2 separate regions of the Homo sapiens genome follow, and region 1 is linked to region 2. A link is an interaction called in ENCODE POLR2A ChIA-PET data of the cell type or tissue named here. Cell type or tissue: OCI-LY7. All regions are shown on one strand. Each heading gives the region's core, and the rest is flanking DNA. Links, peaks and the distances in the headings are about the cores only. Region 1 overlaps PITPNM2 (phosphatidylinositol transfer protein membrane associated 2). Region 2 overlaps RNF34 (ring finger protein 34).

Region 1 (2,904 bases), core at 231-2,730, 1.7 Mb before region 2:
CTCTCCTCTTCTTATAAGAACACCAGTCATTGGGTTTTGAGCCCATCCTCAATCCAGTATGATTTCATCTAGAAATCCTTCACTAATCATATCCACAAATACCCTATTTCCAAATAAGGTCACATTCTGAGGCTCTAGTTAGATGTGAATTTGGGGAGGGGGCTGCACTATTCAACCCCTTGCACCCAGCAGGCAGAATGTCACCAGATAAAGGGCAAACCTACTGCACTGGCCGGGGAGTGTGGCCTGGCAGCGGGTCCCAGGAAACACACCCAGGGCTTTTAGCAGCCTCAGGCCCTGTCATCAGCAAGGGCGACTTTGCCTCCACGAGTAGAATCAGAGAGCCCAGAGCAGCCGAGGGGGTCCAGTAGGCAGCCACTGTGGAGAGGGTGTACTAGTCAGACACGTATTTTAAGGTGTCCTGGAGGAGAAAGGCTGCATGTGGCTCCAAAAAGTCAATCAAGACCCCAGGTTGAGTCCCAGTGGGGCAAACTGTTCAGTATAGGAACTTTCTCTAATAGCAGTACCTTGTAGCCCATCCCAGGGGGTGGTTAAGCCCCTCTCACAGGATGGGCATTGCAGAGAGGAGTCTGTCTGTCTCCCAGCTCTCAGTCTGTGCTTGTCTCAGAGGTTCATGCCCCCACCCCCAACAGCTGTGGGGTGAGGTCACGGACTCACTCCACAAAGGCAGTGGAGATGATGGTGGCATACATAGCCAGACCCCTGCTCTTGCTCCTGGCTGGCTCATGAGTTTGTGGGTTGTGGGGAGTACCCACAATGCTCAGTCTTCAGGGCATCTACAGTGACGGCCCCTCACCCTCTGCCCCTGCCTGCACCAGCCCACTCCGTGTGTTTCCCAGCTTGGTCTTCTCTACCCCTCGTCAGGCCCTCCCCTTGCTCGATCTTGACACTTGGCCTCCTTCCTGGCCAGGCTGTCTGCCTGCATCCAGCCCTGGCTCCCTGAGCTCCTCTCGGATACATCACTGGGCACATGGTGGAGTGGCCATTTCAACACATGGCACCTGCAAGAGCTTTCATCTCCTTCCCCTGGCCCATCGCAGATGAGACACACTGACACCTCAGCTGTGAAGGTGACATTTGTCTACACACACGCACACAAACGCATACAGGGCTGGATACAACAAGGGACAAGGCTTAGGCCTGCTGCAGACCTTGGGTGAGTCTCTGCCCCACGTCTCCAGCAGTTAATGAAAGACAATCTTGCTCTGGGAAGCACTTCCTGCATCTGACTTCTAGAAGTCTCTGCTGTCCAGGATGACAGAGGGTGCCCCTGAATGCAGGAAGTGCTGAGTGTTGCCAGTACCAGTGCCCCTGTGGCTGCCTGACCACCATCCATTCCTTCCCATCCTCCTGCTGTGAGAGAACCAACAGACCACCTTGGGGATGATGTCCCCTAAGGCTCCCAGGCCAGCCCAGGGTGCCTGTTGGGGAGCTGCCTCCTCATCCTCACACCCACAGGCTTTACATACAATTAATCATTTAAAATGAACAGCCCTTCTGAGCTTGCTGGCCTCCTGCAAGTCTCACACCAACTTGCCAAAATCCTTTCCCTTTTCTGGGCCCCTTGCTTTTACCTGTCAAAAAGACATAATCTGCTGGGACAAGGTGTGTCAGCTGCTCCCACAGAGCCTGGTGCCTTGGAAATGCCCCATAAATGGTTGTTCCTGTCTTGCATCCTCCTGCCTCTCCTGCCAGCCCCGTTGGTTCCCCATTGACTCCGTCTCCAGTGTCTGCTGTGCACCTGCTCTGGGCAGAGCCCTGTGCGCTGTCCCTGGCACCAGGTGGCTCTCATGCTGCCCCTGCAAAGCAGCAGCTAGAGATGAGCTGAGTCCTGCTGCCTGCCCCATGACAGTGACTGGAGGGCTATGGGGGAACCCTGGATGCCATCGGGGACCTCTTCACCCTTTCTTCTGGTTTTTTGGATGCTCTCGGAAAGCCTTCTGGGTGGCCCCTTGAGCTTGACCTCACAGACCGATGAGGCAGCTGCTCCAGGCTCAGCACTGCAGTTGCACAAGGATGGACAGGGCCTTGTGCAGCCGTCCAGGGGCCTCCAGCGGCTGTGGGTGGCAAGTGCCTGCAGAATGGGGGCTGTAGCTCAGCTGTCCCAATGGGAGACTCTGAGCAAGGCTCTGAAGGGTGAGCAGGGCATGGCAGGCCCAGGCTGAGGACATCTCAGGTGCCCAGTGCCTCACTGTCACCTCATTTAATCCCACTCAACCCTCCAAGGTGGGTGGTGGTCCACAAATGGGTACACTGAGGCCTGGAGCAGGTAAAGGACTTGCTCAAAGACAAGGCTTGAATGTGAACGTGGTCTGGCCCCAGAGCTAGTCACTCCCTGTGTCCTGCTGCATCTGATTCATTGTGTTGTTTGTTTCCCACTAGCTTTTTTTTGCAGGGTGAGGGTGATGTGCTTACCCCCACAACCTTCCCTGATTTTCTCCTGTTCCTGCTGTTGTATTTGGGGCTGTTCAGTGCCTCCTCACTTCCCACCCTGTTGACACAGGGGTGTTGCTGGGCTCGTTTTGTTTTTGACCCAGTCAGCCTGGCAGGGAAGTGGCGGGCTGTGCGCAGAGCTTCCCGAAATAGCCCCAGGCTCCCCGCCAAAGATAGAGGAGCCAGACTGTGCGCGATGGGCTTGGGCCAGTTGAAAGATGTCTTGGTTCCCTACTCCCCTCAGCTCCCCTGCCCTGTGCCACCCCCAGCCCAGGTCTTGATGCTCCTGCACATACCTGTGCCCCGTGGTGGCTGAGAGCCTCCTGTGGGCTGCAGGCCTTGGGGTGCTGGTTGGGATCGGTTTGGTGTCACCCTGGGCCCAGAATGAGGAGTTCTCATCCCTTCCCTGCTACTGACTTGCCCGATGACCTTGACCAAGTCCCTGTCGCT
Region 2 (2,904 bases), core at 185-2,684:
TTAAAAACTTAACACCAGCCCGGCGCGGTGGCTCACGCCTGTAATCCTAGCACTTTGGGAGGCTGAAGTGGGCGGATTGCTTGAGCTCAGGAGTTCGAGACCAGCGTGGGCAACGTGGTGAAACGCCATCTCTACTGAAATACAAAAAATTAGTCAGGCGTGGTGGCAAGTGCCTGTAGTCCCAGCCACTGGGGAGGTTGAGGCACAAGAATCACTTGAAATGGGAGGCGGAGGCTGCAGTGAGCTGAGATCACGCCACTGCACTCCAGCCTGGGCGACACAGCAAGAGTCTGTCTCAAACAACAACAACAACAACAACTTACACATTCCATAATAAGAAATCAAATTCTAAAACCTGCCTGGACTGCCTCAGACACCTAGATATCCTCATGTCATTCTGGTATCCAATGCCAGTTCTCCTCTTTTCTTCAAAGACAGTGCACCAAGATTTTAGGGAGCCAGTAACAGTACCTTTTTTCCACATCCAATTTGGAGCTAATTAAGAAATAAGACAGGCCGGGCACGGTGGCTCATGTAATCCCAGCACTTTGGGAGGCCGAGGCAGGCAGATCACAAGGTCAGGAGATCGAGACCATCCTGGCTAACATGGTGAAACCCCGTCTCTACTAAAAATACAAAAAATTAGCTGGACGTGGTAGCAGGCACTTGTAGTCCCAGCTACTCAGGAGGCTGAGGCAGGAGAATGGCGTGAACCTGGGAGGCAGAGCTTGCAGTGAGCCGAGATTGCACCACTGCACTCCAGCCTGGGCAACAGAGCAAGACTCCGTCTCAAGAAAAAAAAAAAAGAAATAAGACAGAGGCCGGACACGGTGGCTCACGCCTGTGATCCCAGCACTTTGGGAGGCCGAGGCAGGAGGATCATCTGAGGTCAGGAGTTCCAGACCAGCCTGGTCAACATGGTGAAACCCCGTCTCTACTAAAAATACAAAAATTAGCCAGGTATGGTGGTGGATGCCTGTAATCCTAGCTACTCAGAAGGGTGAGGCAGGAGAACTGCTTGAACCTGGGAGACGGAGGTTGCGGTAAGCAGAGATTGCACCACTGCACTCCAGCCTAGGTGACAGAGCAAGACCCTGTCTCAAAAAGAAAAAAAAAGCAAGAAGACAAATGGAAATTAAAATGTTTGTTTTTACTGATAGCATCAACTGGAGAACAGAACCTTAGCTCTGTAGCCAAGTCTGGATAATATACAGCTGACCAAGAGCAGCTTACCAGCTAGTTGAGTGGAGACCAGAACTCCATCTTCACTACAGGAAGACAAATGTGAGAAGGTCCCAGAAAGTACTGAGCCAAGCATGTCAGTTCCTTCACTGAAACTCCTCAATATTCAAGTCCCTCTTTTTCCTCCCATAGCAGAGACTGACAGTGTTTCTCCCATACTGTTCCCTCCCCAAAAATGAATTAGAAGCCCCCTCCCCTCTGTAGGAGCAAAGGAGAGGAAGCAAATGGGAGGGGAAAGAATACAAACCTAAATAATCTGCGTAAGAGTAGGAATGACAGTTTCCAGCCAATAAGGTTATAAGGACTCTCTCAGGTTCCTCAGTCAGAGTCAAACAATATAAGCCCATGAAACATCATTACAGTCAACAAAAGCAAGAGGAAAGGTGTTCTGTTTCTTTGCAAGAGCAGCAGCCCAGCTCTCTTTCTGGCACAGTGCCAGGATTTTCAAATGGCCTCAAGGTTCAGCTGTCTTTGCTTCTGTGTGTGTATAATCTAATATGTTTTCAGAATCCCTGTGGGGAGAAAATACTTCAAAATGCTCAATTTAAAGAATTCACAAATTTACCACAAATTTTCAACCCTAAACTTTTAATGATTCCATTAAATATATTATCAACCAGCCAGACTAGAACGAAGAATCAGAAAAGCTATGGTAGTTTCCATGAAGATTAAATGACAGGCTGGGCGCAGTAGCTCACACCTCTAATCCCAGCACTTTAGGAGGCCAGAATCACTTGAGGTCAGGAGTTCAAGACCAGCCTAGCCAAGATGGTGAAACCCGGTCTCTACTAAAAATACCAAAAAAAATTAGCTGGGTGTGGTGGTGCACAACTGTAGTCCCAGCTACACAGGAGGCTGAGGCAGGAGAATCACTTGAGGCGGAGACTGCAGTAAGCTGAGATGGTGCCACCGCACTCCAGCCTGGGCAACAAAGAGAGACTCCATCTCAAAAAAAAAAAAAAAAAAAAAAAAAGATTAAATGACAGCCAGACACAAGAGAAGTATAGGGGGAGAGTGGGAAAAGAAAGTTTATGAGTATGAAAACAGACAACTAGGCCAGGTGCCATGGCTCAAGCCTGTAATCCTAGCAGTTTGGGAGGCCAAGGCAAGTGGACTGCCTGAGCTCAGGAGTTTGGGACCAGCCTGGGCAACATTGTGAAACTCCGTCTCTACTAAATACGAAGAAAAAAAAAAAAAATTAGCCGGGCATGGCAGCTACTTGGGAAGCTGAGGCAGGAGAACTGTTTGAACCCGAGAGGCAGAGGTTGCAGTGAGCTGAGATCGTGCCACTGCACTCCAGCCTGGCGACAGAGTGAGATTCCATCTCAAAAAAAAAAAAAAGAAACAGAAAACTAAATGATCTAAGTCATTCACTTTTTATTAAACTAGGTAAATAGCAAGGTAATAATAATGCCATAGACTCTTCTCGTAAGAGTCTATCTTGCTTGCCAAAACTCTAATATGTTACTACACAGTCATTCACTTTTTATTAAACTAGGTAAATAGCAATGTAATAATAAACCCATAGACTCTTCTCATAAGCGTCTACCTTGCTTGCCATAACTCTAAGTTAAATATATTATTTACACAGTTATTTTAAGGATGAACCTAGAAGTTTTAAATTCAAAAATAATTGTCTCAGATGCTACATGAATCTACAAG

What was found. Peaks named below come from ENCODE experiments on the same cell type or tissue, not always from the same donor. Only the 100,000 strongest peaks of a DNase experiment are listed, where the experiment ranks them.
Region 1: POLR2A ChIA-PET joins it to region 2 with 5 read pairs; 1 of 35 experiments calls an interaction of 5 or more read pairs at or near these places.

What each region holds. Positions count from the first base shown.
Region 1 is chr12:123,064,258-123,067,161 of GRCh38, reverse strand. The region is part of intron 2 of PITPNM2 (phosphatidylinositol transfer protein membrane associated 2); the gene reads left to right. Among named protein-coding and RNA genes, the nearest start is that of PITPNM2-AS1, 16 kb to the left of the region's middle. RefSeq lists enhancers at 819-1,320, 1,479-2,341. In OCI-LY7, for the core only: no CTCF peak of the experiment used is centred there; a DNase peak (open chromatin) is centred at 1,271.
Region 2 is chr12:121,403,699-121,406,602 of GRCh38, reverse strand. The region is part of intron 1 of RNF34 (ring finger protein 34); the gene reads right to left. Among named protein-coding and RNA genes, the nearest start is that of RNF34, 5.0 kb to the right of the region's middle. In OCI-LY7, for the core only: no CTCF peak of the experiment used is centred there; a DNase peak (open chromatin) is centred at 1,672.